Linked DNA regions of Homo sapiens: region 2 is linked to region 1. The links are chromatin loops, found by intact Hi-C in ENCODE. Cell type or tissue: Caco-2. All regions are shown on one strand. Links, peaks and the distances in the headings refer to the core of each region. The heading gives the core; the rest is flanking DNA.

Region 1 (15,707 bases), core at 6,698-10,697:
TGGGATCTCGGGGATGGAGCTGGGCTGTCAGTGGGCCTCCTCCTGATTCCCCGGACTTTCTTTTTCCTTCAGCTCCCTGACAGCTGATGCCTGCTGTGCTTCCTCCATGGCTCCCGGCCCACATGCAAACTCCACAGCCACCTTCCAGAGCCACCTTCCTAGGCCACCTACCAGGATCACCCCACAGGGCCAACACCCAGGGCCACATCGGGATCATCCCCCAGGGACACTTTTCAGGGCCACCCCCCCAGAATCACCTCCCAGAATCACTGCTCGGAATCATCTCCCAGAATCACCTCCCCGAGTCACCTCCCAGAATCACCTCCCAGAGTCACCTCCCAGAGTCACCTCCCAGAATCACCTCCCAGAGTCACCTCCAAGAATCACCTCCCAGAATCACCCCTCAGAATCACCCCCCAGAATCACTTCCCAGAATCACCTCCCAGAGTCACCTCCCAGGGCCACCCCCTAGAATCACCCCCCACAATCACCTCCCAGAATCACCTCCCAGGGCTACCCCCAAGAATCACCTCCCAGGGCCACCTTTCAGGGCCATCTTTCTAAGCCCCTTCTGGGGCCACCACTGGGCCGTCCTTGCCCAGGTTGACAGCTTCTTAAAGAATGTCTTGTTTTCTCCCTGTATTTCTTTACTCTCAATTTTTTTCTAATTAACGCCTTGATGGCCCCCTCCCGGAAGATATCTATGCCATTCTAATTGCTGTTAAATCAGCATTAACAAGCTGCAAATGCCCCCTGTTGTGTGTGTTGTGTGGCGCTGTTTTACCTCCGCTCCTGCCTCAAGATGTTTTCTTTTGCATGTGAACTAAGCAGACACAGAAAGGGCTGGGGAACTCCTCTCTCCCCTTTGCCTCCCTTTGCTGCCGTGGAGACCACGTCTCGCCCATCAGCTCTGTGGGGTCCCAGGACAGGCTCTATTCCAGAGCCACAGATGCCCAGTAAGGGGTGAGGGGTGAGGGGCAAAGGGCAAAGGGCAGCTTCCCTTCCAGGCTGCATGACCAGTGTGTCTCAGTAGAAGCCAGGTTAGTTTTCAACACCACCTAATACGTTAAACAAAGATCAATTTCACATGCCAAGATTACGTTAGACAAACAAAAATACTTTTATTATATAAATAACGAGTTCCAGAAACACTGCTCTGTCATCACCCACACCTGGCTTCATCTCCAGCACTAGCTCCAATCACAGCCACCAACTTTTCAAAGGAAGAAAAGCTTTATTGATGTTTTTCATCCTGGGAAAGGGGGGTGGTTCTTGATGGTTCTCAAAGAATGTCTTTTAATAATAGGCACATTTAGAAACACACTTTAAATAGCACATCATAAGCAATAAAGCATTTTTGAAAGTATGTGAGGCGCCCACTTGAGAATCGCTCATGCTCTCTCCCTCTCATCTCCCTCCCTCTCTCCATCTCAATCTCCCCTTCCCCCTCCATCTCCCTCTCGCCCTGCATCTCCCTCTCCCTCTCAATCTCCCTCTCCCCCTCCATCTCCCTCTCCCCATCCATCTCCCCCTCCCCCTCCCCTCCATCTCCCCCTCCCCTTCCATCTCCCCCCTCCCCCTCCATCTTCCTCTCTCTCTCCATCTCCCTCTCTCTCTCTCTCCATCTCCGTCTCTCTCTCTGCCTCTGTCTTACTCATTGCATATCTATTGATAGATGACATAGATAGATAGATAGATAATCATCTGAACTTCCTCTGCTTCAGCCATTTTTATGGGAGGAATATAATGCTAAAAGTTCTAAAATGGCAGACTTGCTTTCTCATTGGAAATGTATAACATTTTCTTGAATGATTCTGGGAACACAGGTGCTATCATGGGGGTGGACATGCATTTCCTGTAAGCTACTAGGTAGAAATGTACCAGTGCCAGTCACCCACAGTTAGATACTAATGTGGTAAATGTGTTTCCTTTTAGAAATGGAGTTGGTTTTCCACACTTCACATCATTCTGGCTTCTTAGGAGTAGAAATGAGGCTCCCGAAGCCTCTTAGAAAATCCCTTAGGTCTCAAGGCAGAGCCGTGAACAAGAGTGGCATGATCCGTGCATTTGCTATAAGCTTTGGGGGTAGGGGGCAAGCCCGGACTCTGGTTCCAGTGAAGGTGCGGCACAGCCCACCTGCAGGGCAGCGCTCCAGCCATGCTCTGCCACACGGATGCACCTGCACTGACCAGGAACCACCTAGATCTGGGCAGAGATCCTGGTTTTGGAGGAATCCAAGCAGAAGTTCCTAGTGAGGTCTTTATAACCTATGGGTCTGAAGCCAAGCTAGGCTGTGAAGCAGTGAAACTAGGCAGGAAGCATCCATTTCTGTTCCTAAACAATGGGGACTAGCTGGGCCTGGTGACCCCAGGCAGCTCCAGATTTCGGCATGCCTTCCAGATCACCAGGGGCTCCTCTCAGCCATCACCTGGACAGCAGATCAGTGTGTCCAAGCAGTGGGGTGCGATGGTCCTACCAGGCCACAGCCTTGATTGGAAAAGAGAGAAGGGGATGTGTGTGTGTGTATGTGTGTGTGTGTGTGTGTGTGTGTGTGTGTGTGTACCATTCACTCCTATTTTGAAAAAGAATGGAAAAATAAACCAAGACAATTTTTATTTCGGCAGAGGGAAGGAAGTGGGTGCAGGTGATAAGGACAGAAGTGACACTTCTCTCAGTGTTCCCTGTTTCATGGTTTTGATTTGGGAAACATATGTATTTAAATACAAAATGAAATGAAAAAGAAAATAGGCACCAAAATGGAAAACAAATAAAATTGATTATCTTTCGTTAGTGTCATAACATGGGAAACCTTTACTGCTGGTAACTTTCGTTTGTTTTTTAACTTCTTAACAACTTTACTGAGGAGGCGTCATAGGCATACAATTTACCGCATATCCACAGTGCAGCTTGATGCCCTCTGGCGTTTGGACACCCATGAGCCCATCGGTTAGGACGGGCAGCGTTGCCCTCTCCATGGCCATGGTGTCTCTCCCAGCTGCCCCATCCTCCCTGGGCCCCTCAATGCAGGACTGCTGCTGCTCTGCCTCCTGCCACAACAGATGACTCTGCATTTTCCAGAGTTGTATGCTCATGAAATCACACAGCAAATTGCCTAGAGAGGTCCAGCTCCTTTTGCTCTGTCACGATTCTGGACCTGCCTGTGCTGCTTTATGGATCAATAGTGCCTTCCTTTTCATTGCTGAGTAGTATTCCATTTTGTCAATATACCACAATTTGCTTACTACCTATGACCTTACTGCTGGCAATGTGAGTTGTTTCTAGTTTTTAGCTATTACAAATAAACCTACTGTGAATATCTGTGTGCAGATGTTGTAGACGCTTTATTTTCTCTTGGGTACACACCCAGGGGTGGGACAGCTAAATCACATGGTGGGTGTGTTTATCTTTCAAAAACCCCCCATACCATTTTCCATAGCTGCGTCATTTTGCTTTCTCACCTGCAGTGCACGAGAACTGCAGTTTTTCCACATCCTTGCCAACACCTGGCATGGTCATTCTTTATCATTTACCCATGTTAAAGTATAGATGGAGGCCTCATTGGGGTTTAAATTTGCATTTTTTCAATCTCTAGTAATGTTGAACATCTTTTCAGGTCCTTATCTGCCATCTACCTATCTTCTATAGGGAAATGTCTGTTCAAATGTTTTGCCCATTTTTTAATCAAGTTGTCTGTTCTCTTACTGAGTTTTTAGAGTTCCTTATGTTCTCTGGATGTAAATCCATCATTATCAAATATGTAATTTGCAATTAGTTTCTCTCAGTTTGTGGCTTACCTTTTCATTCTCCTCACAGCATCTTTTAAAGAGCAGAAGTTTTTAATTTACGTAATTTATGTTTACAATATGGGTTTTGTATGTGTGTTGGGTTTTGTTTGAGATCATGCTTTTGGTGTCATATTTAGGAAGCCTTTTCTTAATCCAATGCTATAATGATTTTGCCTATGCTTTTCTCTAGGAGTTTTCATAGTTTTAAGTTTTACATTTAGTTTTATGACACATTTAAAGTTTTTTTAAAATATAGTGCATGGTATGGACAGAAGTTTTGTTTGCTTGTTCGTTTGGAACACATAGGTATACAACAGTTTCAGCACCATTGGTTGAAAAGATTATCCTTTTTCCACTGAATTGTCTCTAAACACTTTCTGAAAGTCAAATGTCCACATATGTGTGGATCCATTTCCAGACTCTCTAATCTGTCTTGTTGATTTGTCTACCTTTATGCCAGTGATACACTGTTGTATATAATATGTTGTATACCACAGGTTTACAATAAATCTTATTTATTATGGTAATCTAAATATTATCATGCATTTACAATACATCTTGAAATTAGGTAGTATCGGTCTTACAATTTTGTAATTATTTTTCAAAAGGCAATTTCAATCAAAATCGCTTACGGTATTTTTTTTTTTTTTGGTAGCAATCGACAAGCTGATCCTGAAATGTATCTGGAAATGAAAAGGCTCTTGAACAGCAGAACATCATCTAGTTCTTCACACTGTGCTACCACCTCTTCTGTAGGTTTGTGATTATTTGAAAAATAAGTGTAGTTTTTAAAAAATTAATCAATTATATTTCCCAAAAAGTTGAAATCCCTGCGTTCAGCTCTCTTTCGTTCTAGAAAATAGCCCTTCAACTTTCTTGTTCAGAAATAGAAAAACGAACTTCATTCCTCATGTATCCTCATCGTGGGTCCCTTCAGTCTTCATGTTATCACCTTTTCTGTGTTCAGCTGTGACGTGCATACTGATTTTAAACAGGATTAAAACATCATTTTGTTTTCTTACCTCTCTCTCCAAAATTCTGACGTCCTCGAGAGTTTCCCACAGTTGTTAGTGATTCCCCATTTCTAAATATGGGATCGCACCTCCCACAGTCCTCTCAGGCTGCGATTGTGCACACATATTAAAGTAATTACGGGACCCTGGGAGGACAGCAGTGACTGTGTTTGCTTGTGCTGACGTGCTTCGTCAGCGTAGCTGTGAAATTACACACAATTAGTTGAAGATTCTCCTTGTGAACAAAAAAATAACGCCATCCACATAATAGGTGGTATCGTCATCCCTGAAATTCCAGGCCCTTACAATGAGCAGCGTACGAAGACCTGCGGTTTCCTCCCACCCACACGTGAAGGGGAAAGGGTCCTCGTTACCAGCCAGTGTGAGCCAAACACATCCCTGATGCGAACTGCTCATCAATGCCCCTGTTGAAAGAAAAATTCTAGCAGAATTAAGTTTAACAGAGTTTAATTGAGCAACGAAGGGTTCATGAATCAGGCAGCCTCCCGAGCCAGAACAGGTTCAGAGAGACTCCAGCACAGCCACGTGGTGGAAGAATATTTAGGACAGAAAAAGGAAAGAGACGCACAGAAGACGGAAGTGAGGTGCAGAAACAGCCAATTGGTTACATCTCGGCACTTGTGGTGTTTGAGCATGGTTTGAACAGTTGGCCACCTTTGACTGGCCAAAACTCGGTGATTGGTGCAAGAGTAGGCTATGGTCCGTTTACACCTCTACAGAGAACCTGTAGGTTGAATTTAAAATATGCAGACAGTGTAGCTTTAGGCTACACTTGATTTAAGAGATCGCAAAAGCTTCCCAAATGCTCAGCTCTCAAACGTGCCGGTTCCGCCAGCTGCTCAAAGATGTCTCTTCCACCTCTGCATGCAAATGATTCTGTGTGTTAGATAATCAATAGTGCAAGCAAGAACCCTGCTGCACCAGTAAAGTGGTATTTGTTAGCTAGGAGAACAAAACCATTTAATAGTAATGATGATAATTAAACATTCAGATTGGTGTCTGACAGGAGCGTCCTGCGGGAGGACAGACGCAGCTGAGACAAGGAGCAAGAGGACTGGCAGGAGGAAGCACCGGAGCATGGGGTGCTCACATCCACTGAGGGCTGCCCCTGCTGAGCACCGTCCTGGGCCCGCTGAGGTTCTCACACCTGCCTGGGGCCGCCCCTGCCGGGCACCGTCCTGGGCCGCTGAGGTTCTCACTCCTGCCTGGGGCCGCCCCTGCCGGGCACCGTCCTGCGCCCGCTGAGGTTCTCACACCTGCCTGGGGCCACCCCTGCTGAGCACGGTCCTGGGCCCGCTGAGGTTCTCACACCTGCCTGGGGCCACCCCTGCTGAGCACCGTCCTGGGCCCGCTGAGGTTCTCACACCTGCCTGGGGCCGCCCCTGCTGGGCACCGTCCTGGGCCCGCTGAGGTTCCCACACCTGCCTGGGGCCGCCCCTGCTGGGCACCGTCCTGGGCCCGCTGAGGTTCTCACACCTGCCTGGGGCCGCCCCTGCTGGGCACCGTCCTGGGCCCGCTGAGGTTCCCACACCTGCCTGGGGCCGCCCCTGCTGAGCACCGTCCTGGGCCCGCTGACGTTCTCACACCTGCCTGGGGCCGCCCCTGCTGAGCACCGTCCTGGGCCCGTTGAGGTTCTCACTCCTGCCTGGGGCCGCCCCTGCCAGGCACCGTCCTGGGCCCGCTGAGGTTCTCACTCCTGCCTGGGGTCGCCCCTGCTGAGCACCTTCCTGGGCCCACTGAGGTTCTCACTCCTGCCTGGGGCCGCCCCTGCCAGGCACCATCCTGCACCCGCTGAGGTTCTCACACCTGCCTGGGGCCGCCCCTGCCGGGCACCGTCCTGGGCCGCTGAGGTTCTCACTCCTGCCTGGGGCCGCCCCTGCCGGGCACCGTCCTGCGCCCGCTGAGGTTCTCACACCTGCCTGGGGCCACCCCTGCTGAGCACGGTCCTGGGCCCGCTGAGGTTCTCACACCTGCCTGGGGCCGCCCCTGCTGGGCACCGTCCTGGGCCCGCTGAGGTTCCCACACCTGCCTGGGGCCGCCCCTGCTGGGCACCGTCCTGGGCCCGCTGAGGTTCTCACACCTGCCTGGGGCCGCCCCTGCTGGGCACCGTCCTGGGCCCGCTGAGGTTCCCACACCTGCCTGGGGCCGCCCCTGCTGGGCACCGTCCTGGGCCCGCTGACGTTCTCACACCTGCCTGGGGCCGCCCCTGCTGAGCACCGTCCTGGGCCCGTTGAGGTTCTCACTCCTGCCTGGGGCCGCCCCTGCCAGGCACCGTCCTGGGCCTGCTGAGGTTCTCACTCCTGCCTGGGGTCGCCCCTGCTGAGCACCTTCCTGGGCCCACTGAGGTTTTCACTCCTGCCTGGGGCCGCCCCTGCCAGGCACCATCCTGCACCCGCTGAGGTTCTCACACCTGCCTGGGGCCGCCCCTGCCGGGCACCGTCCTGGGCCGCTGAGGTTCTCACTCCTGCCTGGGGCCGCCCCTGCCGGGCACCGTCCTGCGCCCGCTGAGGTTCTCACACCTGCCTGGGGCCACCCCTGCTGAGCACGGTCCTGGGCCAGCTGAGGTTCTCACACCTGCCTGGGGCCACCCCTGCCGGGCACCGTCCTGGGCCCGCTGACGTTCTCACACCTGCCTGGGGCCGCCCCTGCTGAGCACCGTCCTGGGCCCGTTGAGGTTCTCACTCCTGCCTGGGGCCGCCCCTGCCAGGCACCGTCCTGGGCCCGCTGAGGTTCTCACTCCTGCCTGGGGTCGCCCCTGCTGAGCACCTTCCTGGGCCCACTGAGGTTCTCACTCCTGCCTGGGGCCGCCCCTGCCAGGCACCATCCTGCACCCGCTGAGGTTCTCACACCTGCCTGGGGCCGCCCCTGCTGGGCACCGTCCTGGGCCCGCTGACGTTCTCACACCTGCCTGGGGCCGCCCCTGCTGAGCACCGTCCTGGGCCCGCTGAGGTTCCCACACCTGCCTGGGGCCGCCCCTGCTGAGCACCATCCTGGGCCCGCTGAGGTTCTCACACCTGCCTGGGGCCGCCCCTGCTGAGCACCGTCCTGGGCCCGCTGAGGTTCTCACACCTGCCTGGGGCCGCCCCTGCTGAGCACCGTCCTGGGCCCGCTGAGGTTCTCACTCCTGCCTGGGGCCGCCCCTGCCAGGCACCGTCCTGGGCCCGCTGAGGTTCTCACTCCTGCCTGGGGTCGCCCCTGCTGAGCACCTTCCTGGGCCCGCTGAGGTTCTCACTCCTGCCTGGGGCCGCCCCTGCCAGGCACCATCCTGCACCCGCTGAGGTTCTCACACCTGCCTGGGGCCACCCCTGCTGAGCACGGTCCTGGGCCCGCTGAGGTTCTCACACCTGCCTGGGGCCACCCCTGCTGAGCACCGTCCTGGGCCCGCTGAGGTTCTCACACCTGCCTGGGGCTGCCCCTGCTGGGCACCGTCCTGGGCCCGCTGAGGTTCTCACACCTGCCTGGGGCCGCCCCTGCCAGGTACCGTCCTGGGTCCGCTGCGGTGCTCACACGCTTGATCTTCTCGGCGTTTCCAGAAGTGGATGCTTTTGCACATTCATCTCACAGGTGAGGAAAGTGCAGCCTGGGGCGTTTCCAAACTCAGGGAAAAATATGTTACCGTTGGAGCCCGAATTTGAACCCTGGTCTCCCTGAGTCCAGACCTGCAGGAAAGAAGGGAGCAATTTAAAAAGAAGCAGAAAGAAGGTGCCAAGGGAGGCACGGAAGCAAAGGGAAGGGGCTAGGTGTGGCCCCGGGTTGTTTCTGCAGACAGCGTGTCACCGCCTGGTGGCCGGGGCCGCTGGATGTGAGATGTGGAGACCTCGCGTCGTTTGTCATTTGCTGTAAGTGCTGGGAGATTTCTCTGTAATTCTCATAAGGAAAGGGGATGCCTTTTGCTGCGTTTTTGGGAGGATTCTCTGCAGCTGCCTCTTTCTGGAGCCCTGGGTCAGGCTGAAGATCCCCGCGTCCCCCCTGCGTGGACACCAGGGGGCACCCCACCCGCACCAAGGAGGTGCAGACTCCCACAGCCATAACAGGGAGGAAGAGTCCAACCCACCCACGCAGACAGGCGGCTCACACTCAGTGTCGACCTGAAGCAAAGCATTTGGAGTTTCCGTGTGCTCTGACTTTGGGGAGCCAGGCTGTGCGGGGACCGAGTCCTTAAGTGCAGAGTTCAGCTGTGACCGGGCTGACAGTGACCCTGCTGTCTGTCCAACACGCAGGGCAGGAGGCTCCTTCTAGAAGCTGCTGCAGTCTGCAGAGCACGGTGGCTCTGGGGGTGCCCCTGGGGTCCAGTGCAGGGTGGCACGAGGCCAGGTCAGCTCCAGAGAGATGCAGGCAGCACTGCCCACCGGGCCCCACTGCCACCCCTAAGACAAAAGTCCCTGTTTTTGTCTCTTTGCAGACACCTGGGCTTTTTATTAAAACACAACATCCCTAATCAAGCAATAAAGATGGAATCTGAATCCTATCTCTGACATCAATTGTCTTCTCCTTTTTTTTTTTTTTTTCTTTACTGAGACGGAGTCTGGCTCTCTCACCCAGGCTGGAGTGCAATGGCGCAATCTCGTCTCACTGCAACCTCCACCTCCCAGGTTTAAGCGATTCTCCTGCCTCAGCCTCCTGAGTAGCTGGAACTACAGGCGCCCCCCACCACGCCCGGCTAATTTTTTATATTTTTAGTAGAGACGGGGGTTTCACCATGTTGGCCAAGCTGGTCTTGAACTCCTGACCTCAGGTGATCCACCTGCCTCGGTCTCCCAAAGTGCTGGGATTACAAATGACATCAATTTTCAGTGAACTGGGTTGGAACACTTTTTAAGACATCGCAGGCTGTTCTCTAGGCAAGGGTACAGGGAAACTGTATTCTTAATCTGCGCCGGTTGTAATTACAGTGGTGTAACAATTGCTCTAGGAAAAGTACCCAACGACAGATGGCAAAAGCTACAGAAATACTATGTCCTTTACCTGTTAAATCCACACAGAGGAATCTCAGCTAAGAAAAAATCCTAAGTATGGAACGTCATTACATATAAAATATGTTCATCAAAATCCCATTTCTAATAAAAATTGTTCAAAAATTATTTGAAAGCCTTAAAGTAGGGGTAATGTAACTCTGCTGAGTACCTCCACTCGGTAGAATATGGTCCAGGCCTTAAGATCTGGGGTCATCATTGTACACAACATAGAAAATGCCCTTTACCGCATTTGTGACTATGTAAAAGACAGGCACAGGAAAACAAAGCTAGAAGAAACTAAGCCAAAATATTAGTGCATTTGTGTTCCAATAATGAGATTCTAGCTCTTCTTTTCTGGGCTTTCGAAATTGTATGTGATATGGATTTATTTTAATTAACAATTGGAAAATAAATAAAACGTATTTCTTTTTTAAAATAGATTTTAAATTGTATTATTATGAGAATACTGACTGTTGCTCAATAGAAAGCCAAGATCTACCGTGACTAAGTCTACACCTCCAAGAGTGCATTAGCCAGAGTGCTCCCCAGAGTGACGACGTGCAGGCTTGGCAGGAAAATAATGGCAGCCAAGGCTGGGGAGAGCCTGTGGTCCCGCTCCGCAGCCCAGGGGAGGGAGGCTGCATCAGGGTCGGCAGCGAGCAGAGGACTCCTGGGCAAGCTACTTCCCTCTGCTCTGCATCAGTTTATCCGCCTGTAAAAGGGGTGTGAAAATATGCCACACCTTGCAAGCTTTTTGCAAAGATTCAAATGAAATAATTCATATTGGGCCAGGTGCAGTGGCTCACGCCTGTAATCCCAACTCTTTGGGAGGCCGAGGTGGGCGGATCACGAGGTCAAAAATTCGAGACCAGCCTGACCAACATGGTGAAACCCCATCTCTACTAAAAGATACAAAGAAATTAGCCGGGCATGGTGGCACATGCCTGTAATCCCAGCTACTCCAGTGGCTGAGGCAGGAGAATCGCTTGAAACAGGGAGGCAGAGGTTGCAGCGAGCCAAGATCACGCCATAGCACTCCAGCCTGGGCGACAAGGCGAGACTCCGTCTCAAAATCAATCAATCAATAAATAAATAATAAAAAAGAATTCATATTAAAACTCTTGTATAAAAGATGATTACAACAAAAAAATCCATAACAATAGATGCAGATCAGGTTTCCTCTTCCAGGTGACACAATATTAATTCATTCATTCACCAAAAATGTCTTGGTCTCATCTAACATGCAAAGCATCCGTCAACGTGCTTAGCACTGAGGACCTAAAGACAGAGGAGACATGATTTCTTCCCTTGAGCATTTTACAAAATCCATATGGAAAAGCCAAGAGAATCTTCAACAACTAAGTCTAATGCCGTGCTTCTCTGGTTGGGGATATGCTCTATGTGTTTGCATTAGTGGAAGCAACCTCGAAGTCACTTTATGTCACCCCACACTGTGGTAATTTCTTGATTTTTAAATTAGTGTGAATTTTTGTTTCTTCCTGGATTGTTCTATAATCACCCTTGTTCTCTGGGAAAAGAAGCACTTTCCATTTTAAAGAGGAAAATAATTTTGGAATTTTGTTTATGTGGTTTAAGTGGCAAATAAGAAAGACAAATGAATTTCCATATTGCCAGATAACCTCAAGGAAAGGAGAAATGCTTGAGGGTCATTCCTCCTCCAGTGTGGTTAGTCTGTGGATATAATTTGCCTCTGTCTGCCTTGACTAGATGCTCCCAGGGGCCCCACCCATTCTCTGGTGTCCAAAGGGCTTTTTCCCCTGCTCTTCATTCATTTTGGCATATTAAGAAATTGGGTTTCATGTTCCACCTAAAACCACAGGCGAGGTAGTTCTCTCGTGCAGGTGTGTAGCTCTCTCGCCTTGCAAAGCAGCACACACTAGGACACTCCTCAGGAGCCCAGCCTGGTTCGGGTTTGTATCGCACTCCGGGTTTCTCTCCAGAGTAAAGATGACTTCACGGTGGCAGCAGGGGCTTCCCAGTCGCTTGGAAAATCCCACCAAGAAAATTGTTCTGTTCATTCAGTGAATCTCGCTATTCCATTTTTAAGTGCATTACCCTCTTCTGGAACCTCACAGTTGCCCATAATAATCCACACAAAAAGCCTCATGTGTGTGTGTGCTTGATCATCGGGCAGTCATGCCAGTTCTATCAGTGGTAAGTAGAGGCGTGTGTTCCCACTTTAGAACGCTTTGCTCTCTGTGTACCCAATGACGAAAACAGAAAAGCAAGGAGCATGCTTCTGTCGTTTATCATAGCAGAAGAAAAGCATTCAGCCAACATTTGCTATCTTTCGACTTCCAGGTAACAGCCCTTCTAAGGGATGTGAGGTGTTATCTCATAGTGGTTTTGATTCGCAACTCCCTGATGGCCACTGATGTTGAACACCTCTTCCTATACCTGTTGGACATTTTTATGTCTTCTTGGGAGAAAATGGCGATTCAGATCATTTGCCCATTTTTTAATAGGGTTTTCTACTATTGAGTTGTATGAGTTCTTTATACATTTTGGATACTAACCCTTGATATGGTTTGGCTCTGTGTCCCACCCAAATCTCATGTTAAATTGTAATCCCCAATATTGGAGGTGATTAGATCTTGGGGGCAGAGTTCTCATGAATGGGTAGTATCATCCCTCAGTGCTGTTCTGGGGATGGTGAGTGAGTGAGTTATCATGAGATCTGGTTGTTTAAAAGTGTGCGGCACCTCCCCCCACCTCTTTCTCCTGCTCCAGACATGCCACGTGCTGGCTCCCTGTTGGCCTTCCGCCGTGACTGTAAGTTTCCTGAGGCCTCCCAGAAGTTGAGCAGATGCCAGCACTGCTCCAGCCATGCCATGTGCTGGCATTCTCCTGCTCCAGCCATGCCATATGCTAGCTCCCTGTTGGCTTTCTGCCATGACTGTAAATTTCCTGAGGCCTCCCCAGAAGCTGAGCAGATGCCAGCACCATGCCTCCTGCACAGCCTGCAGAACTGGGAGCCAATTAAATCTCTTTTCTTTATAAATTACCCAGTCTCAGGTGTTTCTTTATAGCCGTGCGAGAATGGACTCATACAGCCCTTTATCAGGTCTATGGTTTCCCAATCCATGGGCTGCCGTTTTATTTTGTTGATTATTTCCCTTGCTTTGCAGAAGCTTTTTAGTTTGATGTAGTCCCATTTATTCATTTATTTATTTATTGCTTTTGTAGCCTGAGCTTTTGATGTGACATCCAAGAATCACTGCCAAGGCCAATGTTAAAGAGCTTTTAGCTTCTGTTTTTTTCTTGTATTTTTATGGTTTCAGGTTTTACATCAAAGTCTTTAATCCATTTTAAGTTGATTTTTCTGTTTGGTGTAAGATAAGGGTCCAATTTCATTCTTTTTCACATGGAAATCCAGTTTTCCCATTACCATTTGTTGAAGAGACTGACTTTTCTCCATTGAGTCCTCTTGGTGCTCTTGTCAAAAACTAGTGGACCATCCATGTTTGGATTTATTCCTGGGCTCTCTATTCTGTTTCATTGGTACATGAGACTGTTTTTATGAAAGTCCTGTACTGTTTTGATTACTATAGCTTTGTAATATAATTTTAAATCAGGAAGTGTGATGCCTCCAACTTTATTTTTCTTTCTCATTCTTGTTTTGGCTATTTGGAGTCTCTTATGTTCCATATACATTGTAGTTTTTTTTTCTATTTCTGTAAAGAATGCCACTAGGATTTTGATAGGGGTTGAATTAAATCTGTCCATTGCTTTGGGCAGTGAGGACATTTTTGCAATATTAATCATTTCAAGTCATGAACACAAGATCCTTCCATTTATTTGTGTCTTCTTCAAACTTCTTTCATCAATGTTTCATCGTTTTCTGCATACAGATCTTTCACCTCTTTGGTTAAATTTATTCCTTGGCATTTTGTTTATTTCTATGTGTTGTAAATGGGATTGTTTTCTTGATTTCTTTTTCAGCTAGGTTATTATTTATATATCCTACAACTTAACTGGATTCATTTAGTAGTTCTAACACTGGTTTCATTTTGTGGAACTCTGAGGTGTTTTACACATATGATCATGTTCTCTACAGATGGAGATAATGTTACTTCCTCGTTTCTGCGGATGCCTTTTCTTTCTTTTTCTTGTTTGATTGCCCTTGCTAGGACTTCCATGCTATGTTGAACAGAGTGGCAAGAGTGGGCATCCCTGCCTCATAGCAGATCTTGGTGGAAAAGCTTTTAATTTTCCCTCTTGTACACAGTTGGTGGAAATGTAGATTGGTACAGTCATTATGAAAAACAGTATAAGCTTCCTCAAAAAATTCAAAATAAGAACCACCATATGACTCAGCCTTTCCTCTGCTGGATATAGATTCAAAATCCATGAAACCAGTGTCTCAAAGAGACGTCTGCACCTGCATGTTTATTGCAGCACTGTTCACAACAGCCAAGATGTGGGGGGGAAGAAAACCTTAAGTGTCTATTGGCAGACAAATGGTTTAAAAAAACTGTGGTACATACACATCATGAAATATTATTTAGCCCTAAAAAGGAGTGAGATCTTGTCATTTTGCCACTGCATGGGTGAACCTACAGAACATCCTTCTGCTGAGTGAAATAAGCCAGACACAGAAGGAAACATATTGCATAATCTCACATGTGGAAACTAAACAAATATTTTAAATCAAATATACAGAAAGAACAAAACAGTGGTTTACAGGGACGTGGTGGGCGAGGGGAATGGGGAGATGTAGCAAATGTGTAGGTGTCTGGAGATCTCGTGTACAACATGGAGAGATGTAGACATGTAGGTGTCTGGAGGTCTTGTGTACAACATGAGGACTGCGGGGAAGGAAGCATTTGGAATTCATGCTGAGTAGATTCTTGCCACTGCTGTGGTCAGGCTGTGTGTCCCCACCCACCTCTTCTTGAATTGTAATCTCCAGGTGTTCAGGGAGGGACCTGGTGGGAAGTGATTGGATTAAGGGGCTGTTTCCCCCATGCTGTTCCTGTGACAGTGAGTGAGTTCTTACGAGATCCGGAGGTTGTATAAGGCACTTTTCCCTGTTCTTGCTCTCTCTCTTTCCTGCTGCCGTGTGAAGAAGGTCTTTGCTTCCTGTTCAGCTTCCACTATGACTGTAAGTTTCCTGAGGCCTCACCAGCCATGCAAAACGGTGAGTCAATTAAACCTCCTTTGTTTATAAATTACCCAGTCTCAAGTAGCATCTTTATAGCAGTGTGAAAACAGACTACTACAGCCACCTTGTCACAAAATCAAACAAACAAAATGAGTAACTAGGTGAGATAATGGATATGTACTTTGGTTCATCATAGTAACCTTTTTACTGTCTATCTGTACCCCATAATATCATGTTGTATACTTTAAATATACACAATACACACACACACACACACATATATATATATACATATATATAATTTTTTTAAAAAAGAAGCATTTGGGTCTAAAATAGGCAGGGTTATCTGGGAACCTGAACCCCTAATGTTTCTCTTCCACTCTCCACTCATCTCCACGCCTGGAGGAACAAATTCTGATGACATCGAGCATCAGAACCCAGCTCAAGCCCAGCATAACTTTGCCCTAAGAAACAATTTTATGGAATTATTCATGAGGATGTACTTGCAGACCAGCTGAGCATAACCTACGTGTCTCTCTCCCTTGGAGGTCTCCATGATAAACGTAGGAGGGACCTTTTCTTTAGGTGAACGTCTGCCTTCTGCAGTGGCTGCCATCTGGGCCCTGGGCTGGAACCCGCCTTGGGTTATTCTCTGTGTAGATCCCTCCTGACAACAAGGGCACGGACCTACACTCCATAAAGGGCAGGCAGCTGCCGTGGTTTCGATCAGCCCTGTTAGAGTGTTTAACTGGGGCTTGCAACAAGAAAAGAAACTTTTTTTTTTCGAGATGGAGTTTCACTCTTGTCA
Region 2 (15,707 bases), core at 7,542-11,541, 91 kb after region 1:
ATTCTTCCCCCATCAGGACCTGCCCCAGCCGTACCATGTCCTGTGGGAGCTGTGGACACATTTATAGGAGAAGACAGAGACCTGGTGGCCATCCTGTCCATCCAGACTGGGACATGGGACAGGGATGGGGTGTTCCTCGCACTGACTTAGGGAGAGCAACCAGGTGCTCTCTGAGGACGGCCACCTCGTTTCCCTGTCCTGTCCTTGTGTCCTGGGGAAAGGCAGCAGCAGAGTTGGGGGCAGGGCGGGGCTGGGACCTGTTCTTGTGCCACGATAGGGGGCTCTTTGATCCACCCCTGGGCATTGTAAAGGGTGGGAGGGGAGTCTCTGGGCTTGGGTGAGAATGCTCCCGTGCGGGATCCGTGCCGGGTTTTCAGGAGACTGGTGACAGCTCAGTGGGGACTGGGGCGCTGTGTGCTGTGAAGGGAACCCGGCCCACCCCCCCCCCCCCCCCCGCACCCAGCAGCTGTAAGTGTGGTTCCTCCCATGGTGCTGGGCTGGGTGGAGCCAAGACGGCCACCGCTGTGGAGAGAAGGGAGTGGCTCCCTCAGCAAGCCCGCTTTCTCCTTCCATTAGGCTCTCAGGGGGAACTAGGACAGTTGACGGTGAAACAAAATGCCAGGGTGTGTCTCCCCAGGCAGTCTGCTGGCCGCCTGCTCTTCCCAGGGTGGCAACTTTTGCTGAGTCCCGTATCCCACCCCACACCGCCAACCAGGGCCCTGGCCAGGGGACACAGCCAGTGTGGACAGCGACGCGGGTGGGGACCCTGCATGCTGGCCTAGTTACCTCTCATTCTGATGTGGCATAAAAGAAAACTCTTGTTCCTGCTTTTGGATGGGAGAAGCAAAAGCAATTGCCACTGTCCCCATGAAACATGAACATGAAACATGAAGCAATCGGCACCGTCCCCATGAAATGCGAACATGAAACATGAAGCAATCGGCACCGTCCCCATGAAACATGAACTTGACTCTGAGCTGCAGGAGAGCTCTCGGTGGGGACCTTCCTCCTCCTGGAAGCCAGGGGTCCCCAAGGCCCAGGCCTAGCTCCTCAGGCATCAGCCCAAGGGCGGCTGTGGGGGTGGCTCCCCACACAGAAGTCCAGGCCCCCCTTCTGTGGGCTGCAGAAATCTTTAAAGAACCCGTCCCAGTGTAGGACTCATTCACACAGAGGGCCAGGGGCTTTGGCTCAGGCGTCTTGGTGAAAGGAGAACCGGAGCAAACACCTTGCAAATCACACCACAGTTTATCACTTACAGGAAAATCCCTGAAGAAGAAAAGATGTCATGGCAGGAATGTCAAAACTGTTGTTATATAAATAAGAGATTTAGTGGAAATACCTTCCCCCTCTTAAGCCTCTGCACAGACTTGCTAATTTGACAGACAAGCCAAGCGTGAAGACTTCTTGGATGCTTAGTAGAGGGTCACAGCTCTCATGGAAATCGAACAGGAACCTCCTCGGCACCATATTCTATTTTGACGTGTAATATGCCACTTAAATCTCCCATGCAGTACTGTGAGACGAATTTCTGTAAGCTTTTTGTGTAAGGAGGGTTTCACACCTCATTTTAGTTTTTAAAAACACATTTACTATAAATGTGAGATTTTGGCTCCGAAGAAAACAGGATTTACTGTGCTTTGTCCATTCCAAAACTAATTTTGTGTGTTTGCTCCAGCAGCCAAGCAGTTAAGTTGCCCCATGAAAGGTGGCGAGATGCGCCTGCTGGAGTTTATCTCTTATCAGCTTCAACAGGGCGGCACGGACATGAATAAGCTGGTTTCTGCAGCTTTTAAACTTAGACGACTATGAAAAATTCTCTAGAATGGCAAAGAGTTGCAGGAGACAATTGGCTGGACTTTCAGTGAAAGGTTTTCCAGCCTCTAAAAGAAAGCAGAGACTAGTTTTCAGCTTGTAGAATAGTGCCTTTGCAGGGCTACTCCTAGTCAAACCGCATCACACGCGTTCCCGGCACTTCCTGTCAATCAGGGACCGCCTCCAGCAGGAGTGTTGGGTCCCCACAGGCAGAAAGCCAGGAGCAGCTCTCGGAGCATCTCTCAGGGATTTCCTCTAGGGCTTTACCTGTGGTTGTGTGTTTTGTTTTAGGGGTGAAACATTTAAATGTTTAAGGATGTTTGGGGAGGGCAGTGCACAAGCTGGGGTTGGAGTGTGTGGTAGACAAGCGAATGCAGACCTCATGTGTGTGAAGTCCAGTATTTTATTCCATTCAGCAAACAATAAAGTAAGAGACCTACTCTGTCTCCTGGAGCCACTGCTGATGCCTCCATTGAGAGGCATCGATATGAACAGACATCAATATCACGTCAATAAAAGGGGCAGAGCCACGTCTTTTCACTGCCTTCGCCTTCAGCCCACCCGAGCCAGCCCAGGCCTGCCTGCATTTGCCACACGCCTGTGGAGCTGGGTCGCCACCGCTGGGGCTGTCCCTGTGCCGCTTCCGTGTTGCTGCTGTGCGTGTCTAGACACTGTGGGATTCTGAGCGCTGGCGTTGGGCTCTGCTGGGCCTGTGAGTGCGATTTCTCCTGGGCCAGCTGGGACCCCGTCCTGGGGCGCAGACAGTTCCGAGCTTTGTTTAGATGGGTGATAGTACAGCATTTCCACATTACATGGATATGCTCGGATTGTCTCTCACTTCTGCTGTCCCGGGGCGAGGTACCTGGAGGGAGGGAGGATCCCTCGGCAAGACACCGTCCTCTGGGTCCCTGCAGCCTGCACAGGAAGCGTGTGGCCGCCCAGGCAGATTTCAGCGGGAACGAGGATTCCAGCATGTGTGCGTGGCCCTGTGTGCGTACCTGGGTGGGAAGGGGGCGGCCGCCCAGGGATTTCAGAGGGAACGAGGATTCCAGCATGTGTGTATGGCCCTGGTCCTCCAGCACCTGAGTCTCACCTGCCTTGTCTGGCTGCTTGGTCAGCCCAAGCAGAGCACAGGTCCTCTCAGTGGAAGGACTGGGAAGGTGAAATGGCCGGGCGCGGTGGCTCACGCCTGTAATCCCAGCACTTTGGGAGGCTGAGGCGGGCGGATCACCTGAGGTCAGGAGTTCGAGACCAGCCTGACCAACATGGAGAAACCTGGTGTCTACTAAAACTACAAAATTAGCCGGCCGTGGTGGCACATGCCTGTAATCCCAGCTACTCTGGAGGCTGAGGCAGGAGAATCACTTGAACCCGAGAGGCGAGGTTGCAGTGAGCCGAGATCGCACCATTACACTCCAGCCTGGGCAACAAGAGTGAAACTCTGTCTCAAAAAAAAAAAAAAAAAGAAGGAAGGTGAAGGCAGATGTGGACAAAGCGTCTTGCACCCTCCCAGAGGGTGGCCACCTCCTTTTACGAAGTACAGAGAAAATGTCAGCTTTCTACCTAGTGAAGCCCAGCTCGATGGGGACAGGCGACTCTAAATCCCCTCACCCTAGAATCAAGGACAAGCCCCATGCACTTGGCAGGAGGGAGCAGTCTCATTGATCTGGGTTCTGTATCCCATAGCGAGAGCAGTCCCTCGGGCACGTGGACTGGGTGCGTGGGAGCCTGAGATCTGGATGAGAGGTTTGTTTTTTCCTGGAGGGTCAATGGTAGGAACCTCTATTGACCAGACCTGTGATGCCGGCTTGTGTTTTGTGTCGTTTGGCAGAGTTCCCACCTGTAGCTTGTCAGGCAGGGCTGGCCTGTGTGGGGTTTTGTGACCGCAGTTGATGGGAGTTGTGGGGCACCCACTCAGAGGAGCCGGGGGCAGGAGGCACCTCCATCCCTGGCACGGAGCCTCCAGAGACAGGACAGCTTCCCCTCCTAGGACAGCTAGCACCCACTCGGGAGGCTGTGAGATGGGGGGCCACTCGCTGGTCCCCCACAGCGGCCATGCCCTGAGACGATGCATGTGTGTGAGACAACATGGGGTGTATAGTGTGTGTGCATTATGTGTATCTGTGGTGTGTGCATATGGTGTGTACTATGTGTGTGTGTTCTGTGTGTATGTTGTGTGTCGAGTATGTGTGTTCTGTGTAATATGCGTGTGTATGGTCTGAGTTTTGTGTGTGTGTGTGTGTGTGGTGTGGTATACATGCTGTGTGTGGGGTATGTAGTGTGTGTGTGTGGTGTGCATATTACGTGTATCTACAGTGGTGTATATGGTGTGTGTAGTGTGTGTGGTGTAGCTTATATGTTGTGTGAGAGGAGGGTGGCGTGTGTGTGGAGTGTGTATTATGTATGTGTGGTGTGATGTATATGATGTGTATGGGGTGTATGTGTGTGGTTTGGTGTATATGATGTGTGTATATATGGTGTGCCTGGTGTGTGCAGTGTGGCATATTTATATGGTGTGTGTGATGCGTGTGTGTGTGTGTGGTGTGAGTATATGGTATGTGGGGTGTGGTGTATTATGTATATATGGTGTGGGGTGTGGTGTGTGTATATGGTGTGTGTATGGTGTGTGTGTGGTGTGAGTATATGGTGTGTGGGGTGTGGTGTATTATGTATATATGGTGTGTGTGTGGTGTGTGTATATGGTGTGTGCGTGGTGTGTGTGTGGTGTGCAGGGTGTGTGCACATGGTGTGTGCATGTGATCCTGTGGTGTGCTGAACAGAGCGGCTGCTTAAAAGGGGGGGTGGGGAGTGAGGACTGCAGGGTCACTATGTTCACTGATGCTCACATTCTTAAGGCACAAAACAGATGGCCTGAGGAGTTGGCCCCTGAGTTCTTAAATAAGAGAACCAGGGAAGAGGTAGGACAATTTATTAGGACAGTGTTTTTCCTAGGGAGGGAAAATAGGACCCTAGGAAAAAGAATCACAGACCGTCACACATGCTGCCATACGGCTGGCGAGGCTCCCTCCAGGAGGCACAGCACGGGTGTCAGCATGGACACGGCTCCCGCTTCTCAGGACCGCAGCCTGCTGCCCGCAGCCTGCCAGGGAGAAGTGGGAACCAGGGAGGCCGGGCACAAAACACCTCGCCCGTGTCCCTGGATCTGGGGTCCCGGCATGTTGTGCGGATCCTTCTAATGTTAGCTGTAATTGGCTCAGAGCTTCCACTTTCCTGCCCCAAATCAGCAATTCCTCATGTCCCCCATAATCCTCCTGTCCCCCCTAACACTCATGTCCCCTCAACCTTCATGTCCCCCATAATCCTCATGTCCCCCCAACCCTCATGTCCCCCTAACCCTCATGTCCCCCTAACCCTCATGTCCCCCTAACCCTTCACTCTAGAATTTGGCCACATGCTTGACAGACCTCTCCCCTCAAGTGCTTCCTGAGAGCCCAGCACACCCCAGGGACCCTCACCCAAGGCCTCCTGGGAGATCCAGCTCTTCCTTCCTGCATCGCAGTCACCAGAGGGGCTGGGGGCTCCCTCACCCTCCTGGAGCTTGGGTCCCTCTCACTGTCCCTGGGGCTGGGGTCTCTGTCACCATCTTCAGGGCTGGGATCTCCCTCACTGTCCTTGAAACCTTCTGCATCAGCTCTACCTCCCCCTGGTCTCTCTTCTGTCCCCAGGCAAACTCCTTGAAAATTGTGTCATTTTCACAGCCCACGTTTCCTCCCTCCCATTCACTGTTTGGTTTTGCCTTTGTGTAATGAGTTTTAACCAAATAAGCTATGCATAAACATCATGACTCCACCACTACAAATGGCTTCAAGTGTGGCAGAAGACCAGGAATCCAGCACCTTGTCATCCCACATAAGAAGTGCTAGGCCCTGTAGGTCCTTCTGGAGGGACTCCCCTCTCTCCCCACCCCCAGTCCTGGCTGCTGCCCTCAACTTTCCACTGATCTTCCCCAGCCTAAGCCCTGCCCTTCTAGGCCAAGGACTGGACACTCATTGGCCATGCACAGTTCTGTTGATCAGCATTTCCCACACTTGTAAATTTGGTCTTTTGATGTTCGACATTCTGCTGTCTCATTTTGGTTTTAACTTGCGTTTCCCTAATGACTGCTGACGTTGAGCTCCTTTTCATGTATTTGCAAGCCGTGTGGACAGCCTCTCTCGCGCTGTTTCTGCTCAAGTTCTCTGCTGAGATTTTCTTTTGGTTTGCCTTCTTACCAGTTTGCAGGAAATCTTGTTACATTCTTGGTGTGTGGGTATTTACTGAATGCATGGACTGCAAGTTGCCTTCACTATGCGGAGCTTGCCTCTTCCTCTCCTAACAGTGTATTTTGATGAACACAAATTATTAATTTTTCATAAAGTTCCATTTTTTTCAAACTCATTTATGATTAGTGCTTTCTTTGTCCCATTTAAAAAATCTTTGCCAAATACTTTCACACTGTTGGTGGGAGTGTAAATTAGTTCAACCGTTGTGGAAGACAGTGTGGCAATTCTTCAGAGACCTAGAACCAGAAATACCATTTGACCCAGCAATCCCATTACTAGGTATACACCCAAAGGAATATAATCATTCTATTATAAAGATACATGCAAATATATGTTCATTGCAGCACTATTCACAATAGCAAAGACATGGAACCGACCCAAATGCCCATCAATGATAGACTGGATAAAGAACATGTGGTACATATACACCATGGAATACTATGCAGCCATAAAAAGGAACTAGATCATGTCCTTTGCAGGGACATGGATGGAGCTGGAAGCCACTATCCTCAGCAAACTAACACAGGAACAGAAAACCAAACACCACATGTTCTCATTTATTAAGTAGGAGCTGAACGACGAGAACATGTGGACACAGGAAGGGGAACAACACACACTGAGGCCTGTCAGAGGGGACAGAGGGAGGGAGAGTATCAGGAAAAATAGATAATGGATGCTGGGCTTAATATCTAGGTGATGGGCTGAGAGGTGCGTGAAACCACCATGGCACATGTTTACCTATGTAACAAACGTGCACATTCAGCACTTGTACCCAGAACTTAAAATAAAAAATAATGTTTAAAAATCTTTGTCTGCCCATCTTCTTGAAGACAGGCCTGTGTTTTCTTCCTGATTCTTTAGTGTTTTACCCTCCACATTTACACCTTCAATCTACATGAAATCAACTTTCGGAATGGTAGTTTGAGGCAAAAGAAAATATTTATTTTTCCCCTAAAAATACACAATTGATCCAGCCCTAGTGTTTTTGAAACTGTCTTTTCCTCAATCTGTTGCAGTGATCACTCTGTCATATATTAGGGGACGTGGGGGGTCTGTTTCTGGAGTTCTGGTTCCCTGCCTCGGATCTGTTTGTCTGTCTTCTAGCCTGCATCACGGAAGAGTCTGACTTCCGACCTTGTGATCTAAGATCATTTATTGTCTGTAACTGGCCCTGTACATTTCAACATGCATCTTCAAATACTGGAGTCACCATGTCAATTTTAAAACGTGTGTCCCTCTCCCTGTCCCCTCCAAAAAATATCACCTGTGGATTCTTTGGAGGGATTCCACTGAATCTGAAGGTCTGTTTCTGGAGAATTGGCATTGTCAAGTGGTCGAGGGTCCATGTCAAGTGGTTGAGGGTCCCGCAGCAGCAGCAGCTGCTAGGCTGGGTGCACACACTTCCAGAGATGTGCCTGGCCTGGACACGAGAGCACCTGTGGTTTTAACATTTATTGCACACACCGCACACAAGCAAGATGGCATGCTGCAAGCTCTGTGTCTCTGGTCCCACAAGACAACACGGAACCAGAGCCCCCCCCGCTTCACTGTAACCAAAAACCAGGTGAGTTGCTCGCCGCATGCAGAGTTCCATCAACAAGAGTGAGTTCTGATACAAAAACAGTGAATTTACTCTGAAGCTATAACTTGGGGAAGGGGCACAAGACATCCTGCCTTTAAATGTGCTGCTTCACCTTTGCAGCAGAAAGTGAACTCTTTTTTAAGCTAAGGGCAGGGGCCCTCTGCTAGCCTGGTGCCTTATCTACCAGACATCTGAGGTGGCACCTTCTTGGTGACTTGGGCAGAAATAAGTTGTAAAGGTGGCCAAAGGGGCTTGCTTTCGCAATGCGCTTCTGGTGGAGGAAAATCCGGGGCAGCTAGCTGGAAGGGATGCTTTCCTCTGCAAATCCGGAGAGAGCTGTCTGGGCACACAGGGTTAGAAGAACTTGCCCGCGGGGAATGTCTGGTGAGGAGGAGGTGAAAGGCTAGATTTGCATTTCTGAAGGGCTTAATAGGAAGTGAGCAACCAAGGAAAAGAAGAGAGAGAGGGAAAAAATTATAAACCACCTCTTAGAAAAAGGGGGGTACTCAGTTACCCCATGACTGCATGAGCAGCCATAGGCTCTGCTGTCGGGAAGTCCCCCCATTCTCCAGCAGCAGATTGGAAGCCTGCAGCTGTCTCCTGCGGGGTGAGGTGGAGACTCCCACCCTCATTAAAAGCAGGAGGCTACTCCTCCCACAATGTCCAAGGGTCACACGCCACTTGCTATGACCAGCCAGGCAACGGCAAGCCTGACCTGTGGCCGATGTGGGTTCCTGCAAGGGTGTCAGGTGCCATGGCAGAGCCAATCCCCTACGGAGACCCTTCTGCACTGGTGAAGCTTCCATCCTCTCTGTCTCACCTGTCCCCCACTCACAGTGACCTTCCAAAGTTTGCTGACAGCGGGTCAGTCTCCAGACACAAAACATCTTTAATGTGCAGCTCCTAACCCCATCAGGTCTCCTCCAACAAACCATCACTTCTGATCCATGGAGAATGTTAAATCCTAGTATAGATTTGAATCCACTTAGGTCGCGTCTATTCCAGGACAATGGAAAGAAGGGTGGGAAGGAGAGTGAAGAATGAATTCCAGATGTAGCCATCCCATTGTCGGGTTTTCACGCATCCACAACCACCAGCCTGCACACTTTTGCCTTTAGATTTGGGGCATTTGGGAAAGAGCCTTGGTCTTCAGATCTCCGTCTCCTCTCAAGCCACAGAGAGCAGGTGGGAGCGGAGTGCCGGGATGCACCGACCAGGGGTCCCACAGAGGCTCCGGTGTGTGATGGGGGGGGGCCGCAGCGTTTCCTGATGTGCCCACATGTTCCTCACCATGTCCAGCATTGTCTCGGGTCAACATCCTTCATGATCCACATGGGACAGTCGCAACCAGAGCCCCTCCCATAACACGGAGCCTGAAGCTCCTATCCCTGATTTGAGACGGCCACCTAGTGACGTCTCTAGCCCTGGTCTGCTGATGCCCAGGGGGTCTTCGTGTTAGGAAGGGAGGATTCTTCCAGAAGCACAGTTCTCTGCCTTCAGGAAAAAGGGGCTGAGAAGGTAATAAAGCATAAAATGCAGTGTAAAGGTGCAGGAAAGCTTTGGGATTTAAAACAGAGGGAGAATTGGAGGAAGGATGTGAGCCAGGGTGTCAGTCCAGCGCCTCCCAGGAGGATAGTCGCTTGGCCTGGGGGGTGGGCCGGGCACCTCGAGCTCCTTATCTGGCTCAGGTGGGCCCATCCCTAATCCCCTAATCAATCGGTGTTTGAAGAGACAGTTTTCCTGCATGCTATCTTCCCAAATGCCTTCAATTCCACAGCACTTCGGTAAATATGTTTAGCAATCCTCTCATCCAACCAGCATGTCAGGGCTTGGCACACAGGGGCAGGGACTGCCCAGAGTATGAGGAGCCTTTTTACATGGCCTGTCATGTAGATTTTAAAAAATCACTTGAGGTGGAAAGTGCTATATGGTTTCCAAAGACAAGTCCCAACACCTGACCCTTTCATGAGCTGGAGGCGGATCTGTCAGGGCACCGGTGGTTAGGAGGCGAGGAAGGAACGGAGGCCTCTTCTCCGACCGTCTGCATGTGCCACGAACAGCTGTGAGTAAGTCAAAATAGACAACACGCAGGAAAACAAAGTCAGCCCCACAGTTTTGTGACTGCTATGGGGAGAGTCACGTGGCCAGAAGCCAGCGGTGTACTTTGGACAGCGTTATGCGTTCTGGGGCCTGTTTCATCACTTTTTTTTCAGTTATCCCTCACGTTTTTAGAATTTTTTCCCCTCCTTTACAGTATTCTAAGTGTGGAGGAACATTTGTGTTTTCTCTTGGTGGTGAATGCACACGTTTCAAGTAATTTACAACTTAAAATCCTGGAGACTGGGGAGGGAAAGGGCTGAGGACAAGTGGGCTGCGGGTGAGGGGCGCTGGTTCACGTGGGCGCCTTTCGGAGAATCCCAACAGCACTAACCTAAAGTGTCTGCATAATTAAATTAATGACTTTTAAAATGTTGGGGAATATATTGCTTATTACAGTTTTTTTCTCACTTTAACAGTTCTAAGGGCCCCAACACCTCTTCTTAAGAAAGTTAGTTCGGCTTCTCTGTATTAATATTTAATATCCAAGCCAGACAAATATAGTTTATAAATTTAACAGAAAATTTAACAACTTTATAATTATAAATCTAAGGAACTTAAAGAATCACAAAGTAAAAAACACTTGGATAATAAAAATGGAGTAAAACAAATTTACATTTAATTATGTTCACATCTAAAGAGAAACATTACAAGGGAATAGGTAGGAAAAATACGTTTTTAAATATATTTTGTTATTTTAAAAAAATACACGTGTGTATTTAATTACAGCACTGTTCTCAAAGTGTGGCTCAGCAGAGAGCCTGGTCTTAGACCCTGGGAGGATGTTCAGGTCCCACAGATTGTTTCTAACAGGGAGATGGGGGCTGGGGGGCGGAGGAGGAGGTTCAGCTACTCTGAAGCTAAATATACATCAGTTTGGGAATAAGAGATGCAGAAAAACCAGAGCTTGTCTTGGGCTTTCTTCTCCACCTGGCAGTGATCGTCTGCAGCAGCCCACAGAAAGGCCTCAGGCCGCAGACAGACTTGAGGCTCTATCCCGCCCGTCCCAACCCCCAGCACCGGCGTCTGTGCCGTTCCACGCCGGCTCCTGCTGCCAGCCGAGCCCTGAGGTGGGGCGCGGTCTCTGAAGGCACCAGGCTAAGGGGCTGGAAACCAGTGTCCAGTGCCCACTCTCCGCGCGTGTCTTCAGCTTTTCAGGGGAGTCTGTGCCCACAGCTCCACCTCGTTGGAAGCATCAGGCAGTTAGAAATCAGCCTTCGGGAAGGCTTCGTCAGTTTCCTTCACGGAGAGAACCCAGGAGCCTGGTGCGCCTGCCCTCTGAGGCTGCGGCGAGCTTTGCGTCTGAATTCCTTCTCCAGCGTGAGACAAACCGCCCGCTCTGTGCTGCTTGAAGGATATTTTTCAAAGTGAGGAAACTGAGGCCACGCGTCATGGTGTCATAATCCACCAAACACATTTGTCGGACGGTTTTCCTTTTCGTCTTAATCTCAAGGAACGCATATTTACAGCTCAAGTGCAGAGCTGAGCCTGAAATGCAGGCATCACCCACCTGAGGCTCAGGCCTATTAAAATATGGACACTGCTTTGCACTTTGTTCGTTGTAAGGAGTCTCTTTCTAGAAAATAATAAGCTTGTATTTGCAAATACAGATAAAAGGGCACTTTGGGCTTTAAGATGCTGGTAAGTTTTAGTGGCAGAAGATGGATTTGCCCCAGTCTGGTGATTCCAGACTGTGGGATCCGGAATCAGGAGGCCCTCCCTTCCTGCAAGGTGAGTCCCTCTGGGCCTGGGGCCAGGACTCGGCAAAGTGTCAGCCCGTGTGACCAAGGACTCTGAGGAGAGCCCAGCGGCGGAGCCCAAGGCTGGTGTGAGCCCAGGCTAATTTTTTTTTTTTTTTTTTTTTTAGACACAGTCTCACTCTGTCGCCCAGGCTGGAGTGCAGTGGCGTGATCTTGGCTCACCACAATCTCTGCCTCCCAAGTTCAAGCAATTCTCCTGCCTCAGCCTCCTGAGTAGCTGGGATTACAGGTGCTCGCCACCACACCCAGCTAATTTTTTATACGTTTAGTAGAGACGTGGTTTCACCATGTTGGCCAGGCTGGTCTTGAACTCCTGACCTCAGGTGATCAGCCTACCTCGGCCTCCCAAAGTGCTGGGATTACAGGCATGAGCCACCATGCTTGGTCTCTTTTTTCTTTTTCTTAATTTTTTTTTTTTTTTTTTTTTGAGACAGAGTCTCACTCTGTCACCCAGGCTGGAGTACGGTGGCACGACCTCGGTTCACTGCAAACTCCGCCTCCCGGGTTCAAGTGAGTCTCCTGCCTCAGCCTCCTGAGTAGCTGGGACTACAGGCACCCATCACTACACCCGACTCATTTTTGTATTTTTAGTAGAGATGGGGTTTCTCCATGTTGGCCAAGCTGGTCTTGAACTCCTGACCTCAGGTGACCCGCCTGTGCCTTGGCCTCCCAGAGTGCTGGGATTACAGGCATGAGCCACCGCGCCTGGCCCCAGGTTAATTTTTAACATGACTGTGAACTCTCAGAGACTCCTGAAGAATAAACAAAAGCCTCTCTCGCCTCATTGTCCCCGAGGGAGAGAGCCCGGTGCCCTGCGAGGGAGAGGCTGAGGGTCCAGAGGAAACGGGAGGCTTTCCACGGCCACTGCAAGTGTTTGCTTTAAACAAATATTTCAAAAGTCAAGATCCCGAGAGCAGCCATATGCCTCCTTCTGAGGACCCATGAGTCTCTTTCATCTGCAGTTTATTCAGTGGGACTTTGGCCTTCTCCGACTTCTGAAGGTCAACCAGCCGAAGCCAACACACCCTCTTTACATTGACTCACAGCGCAGGCCAAGTCCGCTTGAGTGGAACATGCTTCTGAGAGTGAATTTCCTGGAAGGACGTGGGAAAAGGGAATTTAAAGAGGAAATTCTCATTTTCTTTTCAGTGTTTGAACTCAAGTAAATAGCCACAATTATAGGATAATTTAAGTTTATCCTTACCTTTTCTTACATAAAAATCCACTTTTATAACATAAAAGTTATAACAAATTAACTTCTTGTTTGAATGCACTTTGTGTTTTGAGAGCTAGTAGTTTTTCAAAAAGGCTTCAAAGCTTGTTCATCCTCAGCCTCACTCGCTGTCCCACAGGGACTCTGGTTATTGGGATATCTGGGGTATCGTAGGATACACATGGCTCAGCCCATGGGGCATTTGTATGTCCAGAAGGGACACGGCCCAAGGCAGCCTCTGTGGTCAGGGGATCCCACTCTTCTCTGTCTGTGGACGTCCCCCTTTCGGGGCGCATGGGAGCAGCTTCAACACAGCAGCCCTTCCTGGCGCTCTCCCCTCCCACCCTGGTGGTCTCCCCAGAGCTCCGTATCACCTGCCTCCGCGGGACATCACCTGCCTCTGCGGGGCGTCACCTCCTTACCTGCCCTGGCAGAATCAGGTGCTCCTGCACAGAGTTTGCTCCCAGTGATGGAGGTGTCACATGCTGTCCTGAGAGTTGAGATGGTCGATACAGTGTTTGAACTTCACAGAGCACATCAGGCCCACAGGAGTAAAAGGAAGAACTTTATTTTCCAAAGCGTCCCCTTGCCTCCCTCCTGGAGCTTGACCCTCTGTAAATGAGAACCATTGGCTCTTCCCAGTGTAAATCAAAGTGTGTGCTTACAGATGTCCCTGTGAAAATGAAACTATCTGGGCCCTGCCTTTTATAAACAGAAAAAACAAAACAAAGTGTCTGGTGAAGGCCATTCCTTGGGCTTCATTCAGCACCCACGAGGCTCTGGGAAGAGCCCATCCATGCGGGAGATATTATTACCAATGGACCCAAAGAACAATTGGTGGATGACAGGGTGGACAACATGAAATAGACAAACCAGCACTGGAAGAGCGCCCGGGCTGTGCCCCCTGCCCCGCATCCCCCACCCACCGCCCTACAAGGTCAGCCTGTGCAACGTCGGCCCCACGCAGGCGGCCTCTCCAGGTCGAGGGGTTTCCGTCGGTGCTCAGAGCCATGCAACTGCCCTTCCAGAGGTGGACAGGCTCCAGGGGTGCCGGTCAGCCCTGTGCAGGCCCGAGAGGGCTGTGGAGGCAGGTTTCAATGCGTGTTTTGTTTGGGGCTCTTTAACCTGTGGAAGGAAATGCCCAGCGGTTTAAGCCAAGTGAGGGGAGGGCTGGGGCTTTACAGGCAGTACCCGGGTTCCCGCGGAGACCCAGAGGGAGAACTGGAGGACCCATCCCCCCAGGACCTAAGCCTGAAGTCTCCACCACAGCCGACAGCTTTCCTGTGTTTCCCGGACTGCAGCTCCTGAGAGCATGCCGAGGGTCCTGCTGCACACGCGGTCAGCTGTGGTGTACACAGGATCAAACGACCTCCCTGATCTGATCTCAGTTGGTCAGGGAGCTGCGCAGGGCACGACAGGCTCTGGGAAAAAGTACCATATGAACGTTAAGATATCAGCCAAGGCCAGGCACGGTGGCTCACACCTGTAATTCCAGCACTTTGGGAGGCCAAGGTGGGCGGATCACCTGAGGTCAGGAGTTCCAGACCAGCCTGGTAACATGGTGAAATCCCATCTCTACTATAATCACAAAAATTAGATGGGCGTGGTAGCGAGTGCCTATAATCTCTGCTACTCGGGAGGCTGAGGCAGGAAAATCGCTTGAACCTGGGAGGCGGAGGCTGCAGTGAGCCGAGATCATGCCACCGCACTCCAGCCTGGCAACAGAGTGAGACTCTGTCTCAAAAAAAAAAAAAAAAAAATGCACCTAAAATGAGATGCACAAGGTGCTAGTCGCTGATCTCATGGAGGGTAGAGGAGGAATCTGAAGGTGTCGGGTTGTTATTTAATAGAGTCCTAACCTGAAGCTGAACAGGAACTTAAGGAGCTGAGCCAAGTCCTCACCTTCTCACAGGGAAGCCAGGCCCACAGGGGACAGTGTAAAGGAACACAGCAAACTTTCACTGGCGCTGGGATGGCATTTGAGGCCTGGTGACCCACAGACCCGGGCTGCACTCTGCCTCCATGGCTGGTCTGTAGGGTGGAAATGCTCCTGACAGGCAAGCTTGATGGACTGTGAGTATTTCTTCCATGACGATAATATTTGAGGTTTAAAGAAAAATCACAAGTACTGGAAAAAAAAAAAAGAAAGAAAGAAAACTCTATGAAGTAGAAAAAGAGAGAGAAAGAGCTCCATGTTTCCATAAATACTTTATTTTTTTAAACTTAATTTTAAGTCCCGGGATACATGTGCAGGATGTACAGGTTTGCTACACAAGTAAACGTATGCCATGGTGGTTGCTGCACAGATCAACCCATCACCTGGGTATTAAGCCTCACATGCATTAGCTCTTTATCCTGATGCTCTCCCTCCCACCATGTCCCTGAAAATACTTATAAAATTAAACAAATAAGTTACCATGTGTTAGGACGTTAGGAGTGCTTTTGGGGCAGGCGTATTATAATTAAGTGGTTATGTAAAACTTTTAAAAATGTGATTAGTTTCCACTGTTTCTGTTCTTGTTTTCATCTCCAGCAGAAAAGCAATTCAGAGTCAGTCTCAGGGAGCGGAGAGAAGGCTGGGAATCTCAGCTTTGCTGAAGGTAATTGCGGGGCCCTGAGGAAATCATTTAATTTCTTGACATGCCGTTTGTGCACAGGACTGACCCAATGGCTTCCTTGTATGGCCGTCCTGGGTAGCAAAGGCATCCGCACGCATGAGCTGTGGTGGGTATGGTGATGCCTGGTGAGGCACATGCTCCATGCACCATGGATGCTATCTTCTTTAGGTATGTCCTGAAAGACTTGACTTCTCGGCCGGGCGCGGTGGCTCACACCTGTAATCCCAGCTTGGGAGGCCAAGGCAGGCGGATCACAAGGTCAGGAGATCAAGACCATCCTGGATAACACGGTAAAACCCCGTCTCTACTAAAAAATACAAAAAAAAAAACAAAAACAATTAG

Evidence for each region. Hi-C counts contacts between places; a loop is a spot of excess contacts. Peaks named below come from ENCODE experiments on the same cell type or tissue, not always from the same donor. Only the 100,000 strongest peaks of a DNase experiment are listed, where the experiment ranks them.
Region 2: it touches region 1 in a loop (6-fold over the local background); 1 of 110 quality-filtered maps calls a loop at or near these places.

What each region holds. Positions count from the first base shown.
Region 1 is chr6:168,349,218-168,364,924 of GRCh38, reverse strand. No RefSeq gene overlaps it. Among named protein-coding and RNA genes, the nearest start is that of DACT2, 37 kb to the right of the region's middle. RefSeq lists an enhancer at 5,601-6,580. In Caco-2, for the core only: a CTCF peak has its summit at 8,817 (motif pointing right); a DNase peak (open chromatin) is centred at 8,834; H3K4me3 peaks cover 259 bases.
Region 2 is chr6:168,258,833-168,274,539 of GRCh38, reverse strand. It overlaps LOC101929420 (a long non-coding RNA gene), which reads right to left. Exons shown (of 5, transcript NR_110870.1): 2 at 15,164-15,672; 3 at 14,650-14,875; 4 at 13,170-13,872; 5 at 11,962-12,628. Among named protein-coding and RNA genes, the nearest start is that of DACT2, 53 kb to the left of the region's middle. RefSeq lists an enhancer at 681-1,393. In Caco-2, for the core only: no CTCF peak of the experiment used is centred there; DNase peaks (open chromatin) are centred at 8,381, 9,419 and 9,769; H3K4me3 peaks cover 227 bases.